2 separate regions of the Homo sapiens genome follow, and region 1 is linked to region 2. Evidence: chromatin loops called from intact Hi-C (ENCODE). Cell type or tissue: gastrocnemius medialis. All regions are shown on one strand.

Region 1 (5,000 bases), 640 kb after region 2:
TTCTCTCCTACCTTAGCCTCCGAGTAGCTGGGGTTACAGGCACGTGCCACCATGCCCAGCTAATTTTTGTATTTTTAGTAGAGATGGGGTTTTGCCATGTTGGCCAGGCTAGTCTCAAACTCCTGACCTCAGGTGATCCACCCACCTCGGCCTCCCAAAGTGCTGAGATTACAGGCATGAACCACCATGCCCGGCTGCCAGTTGGTTTTATCTTTAAATTTGTGTAATCTAAATAAATCAAAAGAAATCATCAAGGAACCAAACGTGGCCGGACGTGGTGGCACGTGCCTGTAATTCTAGCACTTCGGGAGGCTGAGGCAGGAGGATCGCTTGAGGTCAAAAGGGCAAGATGGTGGGACCCCATCTCTCCAAAAAAAGAAAAAGAAAAAATTAATGCTTAGCCAGGCTTGCTAGTGCACACCTGTAGTCCCAGCTACTTGGGAGGCTGAGGTGGGAGGACTCCTTGTATCCAAAAGTTCCAGGCTGCAGTAAACTATGATCATGCCACTTCACTCCAGCCTGGGTGACAGAGACCCTGCCTCTTAAAAAAATAAAAATAAAAATAAAAAGGAACCAAATATATTGTGAAGGCACTGAATATGCTATACCACTAATAAATCCAATATTAAAATAACTAACCATTTACAGAATTCTTATCCATAAAAATCCTGGTTTCATGGAAATGAAAGAGAGATGGTGCAAAGAGATGAGCAAAGTGAGAAAAATTAGCAAGGGAGGTAAGAAATTGCCTGTCACCTTCAACAATGCTAACGAGTGCATACTGCAATTTGAGTCTGGGCTGGTGACTGACAAAGAAAAGAAGGAGTGAGGGAAAGATCCCTCCAACCTGGCCCCAACCAAAGGGGTACACAGGAGTGGCTACCTGAGGCTCAATGTTTGCTGTTTGCTTCATATTAATTTCCAGATTCAGTAGGGAAAATATTGTTGAAAATTTGGCCTTAGTGCTTTAATGTGCAGTTGGAGAAATATTCCAGGGTAAATCATGCTTTTACATGCCAAACTGCTGTTTAAAAGTAATTTCCCCTTTTCCATTTTCAACATGAATTCTGGTAAACTGCAACAGGGAACTATATTTAAAGTGCAAATCAGGGCAGGCAATAGAAATCAGACCTTTTTCATGATAACTTTAAATAATTCAAGCCAACAAATGTGTTAGCACATCTAGACAGAGAGATAAATCAAGATTTTACAACTAACCTGGGACTAAGATTTATAGGCCAGCCTAAGCCCCGGAGTGCAAGAAAACTGGCGAGTAATTAATTGCAACACATTTAAGCAGCACTAATCAACTCTCTTTCCCTGTTCCTGTGAGGGAGCAAGGGACCCCCATTCCCACGCAGGAAAGATGATTGTGCCTTCTACCTCCTAACTTGATTTTGTCCCAATTCTCTTAATTTGTTTTCCCAAACTTTCCCAGGAACATCTATCATAGAAACCAAACGGAACAGTAAAAACAAGAAAACCACTAAGCTGCCAAATAACTCCACCTCAGAGGGCGCTGGCAGGAACCAATGAGATAATGCCTAAACTTTTGGCATCAGCTCAGAATATATAAAAAAGCTCAGCCAATAGCTGTGGCCATGCTGGTGACCACAATGATAATGACTGGCAGTCTGGGAAGTGTCTAGGTGGTTGCCTGCCCTGCACAAAAGCCAGGAGAGCATAAAACCCGGTACCTGTGGCTCTGCCACCCAGGCCAAAGCTCACAGAGAGCCGTCTTGGAAGCACACATGGCTCAGGCGCTCCTTCCAGGCTATGCAGGCTGCCACTTCTTTTCTAACACGCTGGGGGAGGAAGCCTTTGGGGCTTCACTTTCTTTCCTGTGACCTACTTACAAAGCATGTCACCCAGCTGGCTCCAGCCTCCAGCAGCTGCCTCTCCGTGGAGCTTTCCAGGATTAATTCCAGGTCCTCCAGGGGGCCTTAAGCTCCAGGATGCATGGCGCATAGCCAACTTACTTGTTTCCAAGTACCCACTTTGAAGATAATCCATGGTAGCAGAGGGACAGAAACAAACACCCCTGCAGCCCAGCGACAGAGGTAAAGTCTGCCTTTTCTCCACCCTACTGGGACAAATCCACTGTCCCCTGTCCCCACAGTAGCAGACAAGCTGGGTAGCAGCTCCATCTACCATGGGACAGCACCTCCAACCATGGGATGGAAGGCCCTGTCACTCCGTACGTTTTTTAAGGGGCATCGGATTTTATTCTCTCCCTCTTGGGTTTTATACAGGGCAGGCCAATGGCAGGGTCAACACACTTGGTGGCAGAAATACCTCAGAAGAGGGAGTGACCCAGGCAGGGTCCCTTGAGGGGAGGGGGTGACCCGGCCGGGCAGGGACCCCTCTGAGGAGGGGGTGACCCGGGCAGGAACCCCTGTGGGGACGGGTGGCTGGGGCTAGAAATGAGGCTGAAGGTACCAGGGGCCATATCATGGGAGGGGGTGGTATTGGGGAGTCAGGTTTTTCCTGAGCCAGGAACAGCTGTTTGAGGTTTTAAGGAGGGAATGCCCTGTTGAGATGTGTGCCCAAGACAGCTTTCTGGAGGCAGTGTGTGGGACGGCTGTGGGAGGACAAGAAAGGACACAAACATGCCAGTGGGAAGGCCACTGGAGTCAAGCAAAGAGCGCTAAGGGCCTCAATGAAGGTGGCAGTGAGCGGGGGGGGGGGGCCACTAAAGAAGCAGAAGCTGCAGGCTCTGAGACAGAGCACCCGGGTGGGGGGTGAGACGGGAAGGGAGGGCCTGGGGCTTCCTAGAATAAAGGAGGGTAGCACGTGTGAGGGAAGGCAACTTGGTGCCCAGCGTCCTGAGGATACGCAAGTGCAGACAGGCAGGAGAGCCGGGTGCAGGGGTGAGCCCAGCACAGGGGTGTGCGTGCAATAGCGGCTGCAGCACTAGAGTCTCCACAGCGCACCAGAACGGAAGCCAAGGCTCGTGAGGCCAAGGACGGCTCAGGGGAACTGCAACATTTAAGGACAAAACTGCAAAGGAGACAAAAGGAATGGCCAGATGGGGAGGAGAAGCAGGAGAGAAGGCAGCTGTTTAATGAATCCTTTCAAAGAACTCTCTCCTTAAAGCTGCACTGTACAACAGAAAGATGTGGCAGTAGAGGAGACCCGGGCCGGGGCCCTGCCTGAGAAGTCATACAGCATAAGGTCAAAGTACAGAGTACTTTGTACTGTGTACAGAGTACAAAGTACAAAGACAAAGTATACTCAAACCTCCTAGGTTCAAATCCGAGCGCTGCCACTTAATAGTTAAGCAACCTCTCTGAGCCTCTGTTTCCCTCCCTGTAGAGGGAAGAAATGGAACAAGAATTAAGTGAGTTCATGTATGTTCAGGTTCAAAACAGTACCTGGCCTATGGTAAAACCTATTGAGCCTTTTGCTCAAGTGCCAAACAGTAAACTCTTAGGAAAAGAGATCTGCTGCTGGGAAAGATGCCAGGACAATTCAGCCAGTGGAGAGAAGTAGTGAGGAAGGAGGCCAAGCCTCCCACCACACTGAGGCAGCAAGCATGCAGACACAATATTCCTGCTTTGAGCCTACTATCGACTCAGATATGATCTAGTTCCATCTGAAACTCCTCTCCTGTTTTATTACAGAAGTCATGGGAAACACTGGAATATTAGCTTTTCTTCACTTGACAACAAAGTTTGATGAGACCAACATATTCTATGGGCCAGAGAGTAAATATATTTTACAGGAAGCACAGTAGATAGTGAAAAAAAAAGAGAAAAATAGAAAATAACTATATATATTCAAGAGGGAAAAGATCATTTCATACTTTGATTTGCATCTTGTTTAAAAACCGTCACTCAGGATATGCAAACCAGAAAATTGCAACTCAAAACAGTCTTGGGGGTGAGATTTAAAACCCCACCCTCACTAGCATGTTCCATAGCCTAAGTCATAGGAAGGGTCAGAAAAATCCCTGGTCACACAGCCTACTACAGAACACATCAAAGAGGAACACAGCAAACATTCAAACAAAAAAAAAAAATTAGCAGTTTACGCGATTCCTTTAAATTGCAAGTGTACTATGGAACAGTTAACTGTCAGGCTTAACTTATAAAAATATAATTTATGATTAACTTTTGGGCATCTTATTAATTACAAGAAGTAGGTCTTTAAAAGTACCCCCTTAGTGTGCAGATGGGTAGGTAGATGGATAAACAGACATACAGATAAAGTAAGTACCCCTTTCAGTACCACTCAATCCATGGTACACACAATCTGAGACGCTCTAAGCCTTTAGAAACTTATTTGTATATTGCCCAAAAACCTTTGCTTTAACAACTCACGGCTCTAACTTTTGATACTCATGCTCCACGGACTATGGTCTCCTCAGCAGCATTTAAAAATTTGCCAAATGATCCTGGAGCCTGAGACAGACTTCATAGTTTTAGTTCTGGTGTTTCCAGTTCCTTTCCCAAGTACACAAAAGACCTGACTGAGGAGTAGGCCTCAATGCCACACTTTGCTCTCTCCAGAACAACTCCTTACTTTAAGGCAAAACAACCACCGATCATCTTTTGTTTTTTTTTGTTTTCTGAGATGGAGTCTCGCACTGTCGCCCGGGCTGGAGTGCAATGGCATGATCTTGGCTCACTGCAACCTCCGATTCTCCTGCCTCAGCCTCTCGAGTAGCTGGGATTACAAGCACCCGCCACCATGCCCGGCTACCTTTTTTTTTTTTTTTTTTTGCATTTTTAGTAGAGACAGGGTTTCACTATGTTGACCAGGCTGGTCTCGAACCCCTGACCTCGTGATCCGCCCACCTCAGCCTCCCAAAGTGCTGGGATTACAGGCGTGAGCCACTGCGCCCGGGCTTGATCATCTTTATATTCCACAGATGTTCACAGAAATCACCCAGTAAGAGTCCTAGTTTATATCCGGGCCTATGGTGGCCCAGGCAGGGTTCTCACACCTGGCTTCACAGAAAACTTACCTGGAAGTCTCATTTCAGATCTTCTGAATCA
Region 2 (5,000 bases):
TATTCTATTGGTCTTGCAAACTTCATTAAATAATTGATCTTTTCTTCAAAGCTCTATTGTTCATTTGTATGTTTTAAATTAAGTTCACTAAATAATCTAAATATGGAATTTCTATTTATTTTAATCTGTCTAGTTTTCAGTCCAATATCATAGAATTTTAGTAACAGTCACTTGTAATTGATATTTTAATTTGTTAAGGCCAGTTTAACTTCATGGCTTCTATTCATTAAAAAAGCAGTTTTTATATTCTTGATTCTTCCTTCTAGATCATTTAACTATCAGATTATAGAGTATTTTGTAAGGACTTTTATTCATAATTTATAGGAATCCTTAAGCCAAAGAAGGCTGGGAATTTCTGTGTCAACCAATCAACTAACATTTTAAAATTCAACCAATATACATTAAGCTCCTACCACTTGCAGGCACAATGCTAGGCTCTAGGGCTAAAAAGATAAGGAGGGAATGCCTCTTCCCACCCCTATCCCCAAATGAGTGCAATTCAAATGCATGAAGGTTAAAGCTAAGATAGAATGCACAAACTTAGAACGGCTCCAGCAAGGCTCTTCACCTGCCCCCTCTACCCACCAGCCTCACCATTATGCGCTTTCACTTATAAGTATCAACATAAACGAAAGGCTCCAGGAAAGCAAGGGCCTGAGAGTATTTCTGCATAGATCTCATTTGACTAAATACTCCACATGTATACGGGCCTTATTTGTGTATGGAATTGGAGGTTAAAAGACATGAAAGCCTGGATTGAAAAATTTGTCTTAAGAGACATGCTTCACTGGGATGGATAAAGCCAATGATTGTCCTGACCAACCTCAAACCCAGTTCAACACCATTAGCCAGGCAGAAATGTTTTGCCAGCCATTTGAGGCTAACACTGCCACTTTAATTAAAGAGTTATGATGTCAGTTTGGAAACACAATGGGAGAGCAGCTGTGCTCCAGCAATACATTAATACAATTTCCATCAACGTGGATAAGCTCCTACACAATGCAAAGGAGATGTGCGAAAAGTTACAAGGTGAAAGCAGCTGTAAGGAGAGGGCAATCTCAGAGTTTCTGCCGTGAAGGAATTACTCTTCTTAGATTATTAGATTGACCTCTTGCTTATGCTTCCATTAATATTTCTTAACGTGCATGGTCAAGATTCTAAGTCACAGGACTTTAAAGTTGCTATAATCATTAACCAACCACATAAAGAAAAGTCATGAGGCTGACCATAGCAATAGGTCATTCAATTTACTTAGCAGTGAGCCCTAACACTCCCACCTTCATGCACTCCTGCCATTCATCGTGATAAGTAGTGCTTGAGTCTAAACCCATGTCCATCAGAGTTAATACAGGTACATTTTAAATGTTCTGTGACTAAGCTTGCCACTAACACATATTTTGTTAATTACCTTCATGTAATTCTCTCCAGTATCATTACTTCGTATGTGTGTATGTATCATCTGATCATTTGATTAATACTGACATGTAGTCAAGAAGAAAAGTATGTTTCATGCTATTTTGAGTAACTTCCATTTAGAAGCCTACTCCTGAGCACAAAATTTGCAACACACAATTCACTTTGCAACTCCAATATTTACTCTGAGAAACACCCTTTTAAAAAGATGCATGTGGCCTTCATGTTTACTTATTTTTGTTGGTATTCCAAATCCACAGTGGATAAGGAATTACCCTAGACATATAATCATCTTGTACATTTTAAGACCTTATAGCTAAAAATGTATTTGCTTAAGAGTTCACTAATGTTTTGTTGTGTGTGTGTGTGTGTGTGTGTGTGTGTGTGTTTTTGTTTTTTTTTTTTTTTTTTTTTTGAGATGGAGTCTCACTCTGTCGTCCAGACTGGAGTGCAGCGGTGCGGTAGGCTCACTGCAAGCTCCACCTGCAGGGTTCACACCATTCTCCTGCCTCAGCCTCCCCAGTAAGTTTTTTTCTTTTTTTTTTTTTGAGATGGAGTCTGGCTCTGTCGCCCAGGCTGGAGTGCAGTGGCGCAATCTTGGCTCACTGCAAGCTCTGCCTCCCGGGTTTATGCCATTCTCCTGCCTCAGCCTCCCGAGTGGCTGGGACTACAGGCGCCCACCACCACGTCCTGCTAATTTTTTTGTATTTTTAGTAGAGACGGGGTTTCACCGTGTTAACGAGGATGGTCTTGATCTCCTGACCTCGTGATCTACCCGCCTCAGCCTCCCAAAGTGCTGGGATTACAGGTGTGAGCCACCGTGCCCGGCCAGAGTTCCCTAATGTTTTAAAAGAGTCAAGTGTTTTGCCTTTTTTGTCCTGAGTGGGGTTCATCCTTCATCTGGGGATCCTTTATGTAGTGTAGGTTTCTCACTTTTTTCTTTTTCTCAAGATAAACACTGCACACCTGACTACAATATCTCAAGAACTGAGTGTTAGCATGGTTGGACCATCTGGCACCACAACTCAGATTTAATTAATGTTTACTGAATACCATGTGTCAGAGCCCGAACTAGGCACTACTGCACATTTGGCTGAATACCCCATGTGTACATAGGCTTAATTCATTAGTTGACCATTTTCCAAAAATCCCCATACATCCACCATGAATTTTATTCTCTATATTCTGATGTTTTGACCTCTTGGGACCTTGCTGGCCTGGACGGACTGCCCCTCCCAGGGTTAGCCAATGCCTGCAGACGTAAGGGACTCACCTGCAAGCGCCTCTCCATATGCAAACCAACAAAGAGCCCACACCCCACCAGCTCCCTTATCAGACTCATACTCTGGAGCACTATTCTCCTTCCCTAATCACCCCAGGGCCACGTAGCAGACAACTAGAGACAGCCCTGTACCGCAGAGCCTGCTAAAATGATGCAAACTAACCAATTCTGAACCTGCTTACCCTGCTTTGCTCATTCCTTCCCATGGAAACCACCGTAAGGCTCTTGCCCACATTTCTTCTTGTTCCCCCTGCCTCCTGCCTGATCCTGCTGCTTCCCTGTGTGCCCCCTGCATGGCATGCCATGCTGTACCTCCGGTTTCTAGGGGACTCTTGAGTATAATAAACTTCCTTTATGACAGTCATTTCTGTGTCTGCATGTTTTACCATACCTGGTTAAAACAAATCCTGGGTACTATTAAAACACCCCACATAATTATAGAATTGGCAGCTAAGATTATTTGGGTTTTCTTTCATCCCACCCTCTACGCTCAGTAAACAAGTTTTAAACTTTTTGTCGTTTACATTACATTACCTTGTCTGGCCCACGTTAACAATACTTAATAAAAGCACTTGTAAGCTCCTTTACTGAATAACCAAAAAGATTTAATTAACCATTATTTTCTACTATATGAAAGAGCAAGCTCTAGCTATCTACCATGTCGCTTCACAGCACCCACCACCATGCCACACTGCTTCACCGTACTTGGGGACAGGCAGTAATGACACTCTGCCCACATCATCTTCCCCTAAGCTAGCAGGCTGGAACCCACTAGCGACCTCAGTTCGTAAGATACGTGTTCAGAGGTCCCACATTTCACTGGATTGGAAGCTGGGTGCGTCTTTGCAGGTCTAGCTCTTACACTGAGTGTGGGGTTATTTGGGCTATGCTAATTGGCTTTAGATCCTGGGACTGCTTCAGAGAGGGTGCTAAGCTAGTTTCTGTGCCATTCCTTCTGCTGGCATCTTCATCTAGCATCCTGTCCTTGGTCTAAAAGTGCGCTCTGCCTGAGCAGGCGGCAGCAGTGAGGAAGCAGAGGCACTGGCAGATGGAGATCTGTGTTGCCCAGCAAGGTTTCTTTCTCTTTTCCTTCATAACATGTCAAAATGTAAAGACGGCCATTTTGGGGGTTAAAAAATGGACTCTAGGGCAATGTACCTAAGTAGATATATATATTCTTGGGGATGTATTTCCAAGCAAGGTCACAAGCACTGAGTTTCTGCTTCAGAAAGGCCTACAGACACTTCTCTGTTAATTCTGGTAGATGTTAAATGTACAATAGGACAAGTATGTAAAATTGGACTAAGTATAGAGTTCAAGAAATTGATTTTAGACCATACAACAGAACCAAGATGTAAGTTGTTACGTAATCCTTCAGTGATCAAGATGAATAAAAGATATAATGGAATTTCTTCTATCCTAAACTAGCTTTGTAATGGCATATTTGGAATAGGACCCTGTAAATTAAATCAAGGACTGCTTCGCCTTTTTCAGGTTTGGCATTCCTGTCAGTGTCATAATTTTAAGAATATGTATTCTAACCAACAGGAGGGTAGCGAGCTTCTCAATGTGTCTCCACGGCTTCCATGGAGGATATTTACTCACTAATTCTACTAACTATTTTATTGAGCAGGTTTACTATGTAAAACAGACTGTCCTAAGCAATTGGTATATAGTAGAGAACAAAAGATAGAAAAAGTCCTTGCCCTCCTGCAGCTTGAAGTCTAACACCATGAATGACTGTATGGATGAATGAATACATAAAAAATGTAATCAGGTTAGGGATCATGAAACTAAGTGAACACAGATTACCATATTTCATTGATAAGATTACTTTTTCACATTTTAACATCCCTGAAATCAAGATATGTCTTAACATTTATGGTATATTAAAATAACTGACAACTTGGCAGTACTCACAGCACAACTGTCATGTCCCTGCACGTGCATAAACTTGGTCACAGCTATTCATTTTGTTTTCACTTCTACTGAGTTATGGGCATTGTTGGCACTGCACGTGTTCTGTTTAATTGCCACTGAAATGGTTTTCAAAAAGATTACACTATCATTTGGCACTGCAAGGAGACATTACTGTGTATGCATGAAGGCACCAAAACAGCAGTGTGACATAAACGTTCTATTACTAGAGGAAACATTTGTCTTTGTTTGGCATTTCCATATCATTTTACAAAGCAAGATCCAAATGCTTTACCAGACTGAATAAAGAAACACAAAAGTTAAAGAAGCTATGTTACAGTTTGTTACTGAGATTCATGCAAGTGAACCGTCACACCCCAAGCAATGC

Evidence for each region. A loop is a pair of places that touch in the nucleus more often than their neighbours do. Peaks named below come from ENCODE experiments on the same cell type or tissue, not always from the same donor. Only the 100,000 strongest peaks of a DNase experiment are listed, where the experiment ranks them.
Region 1: it touches region 2 in a loop (9-fold over the local background); 1 of 110 quality-filtered maps calls a loop at or near these places.

Annotation. Positions count from the first base shown.
Region 1 is chr13:31,206,309-31,211,308 of GRCh38, reverse strand. The region is part of intron 1 of B3GLCT (beta 3-glucosyltransferase); the gene reads right to left. Among named protein-coding and RNA genes, the nearest start is that of B3GLCT, 8.8 kb to the right of the region's middle. RefSeq lists an enhancer at 1,792-2,319. In gastrocnemius medialis, no CTCF peak of the experiment used is centred here; a DNase peak (open chromatin) is centred at 1,883; H3K27ac peaks cover 993 bases.
Region 2 is chr13:31,850,087-31,855,086 of GRCh38, reverse strand. It overlaps LOC124900336 (a long non-coding RNA gene), which reads right to left. Exons shown (of 2, transcript XR_007063748.1): 1 at 2,878-5,000. It also overlaps the pseudogene EEF1DP3. Among named protein-coding and RNA genes, the nearest start is that of RXFP2, 110 kb to the right of the region's middle. In gastrocnemius medialis, no CTCF peak of the experiment used is centred here; no DNase peak of the experiment used is centred here.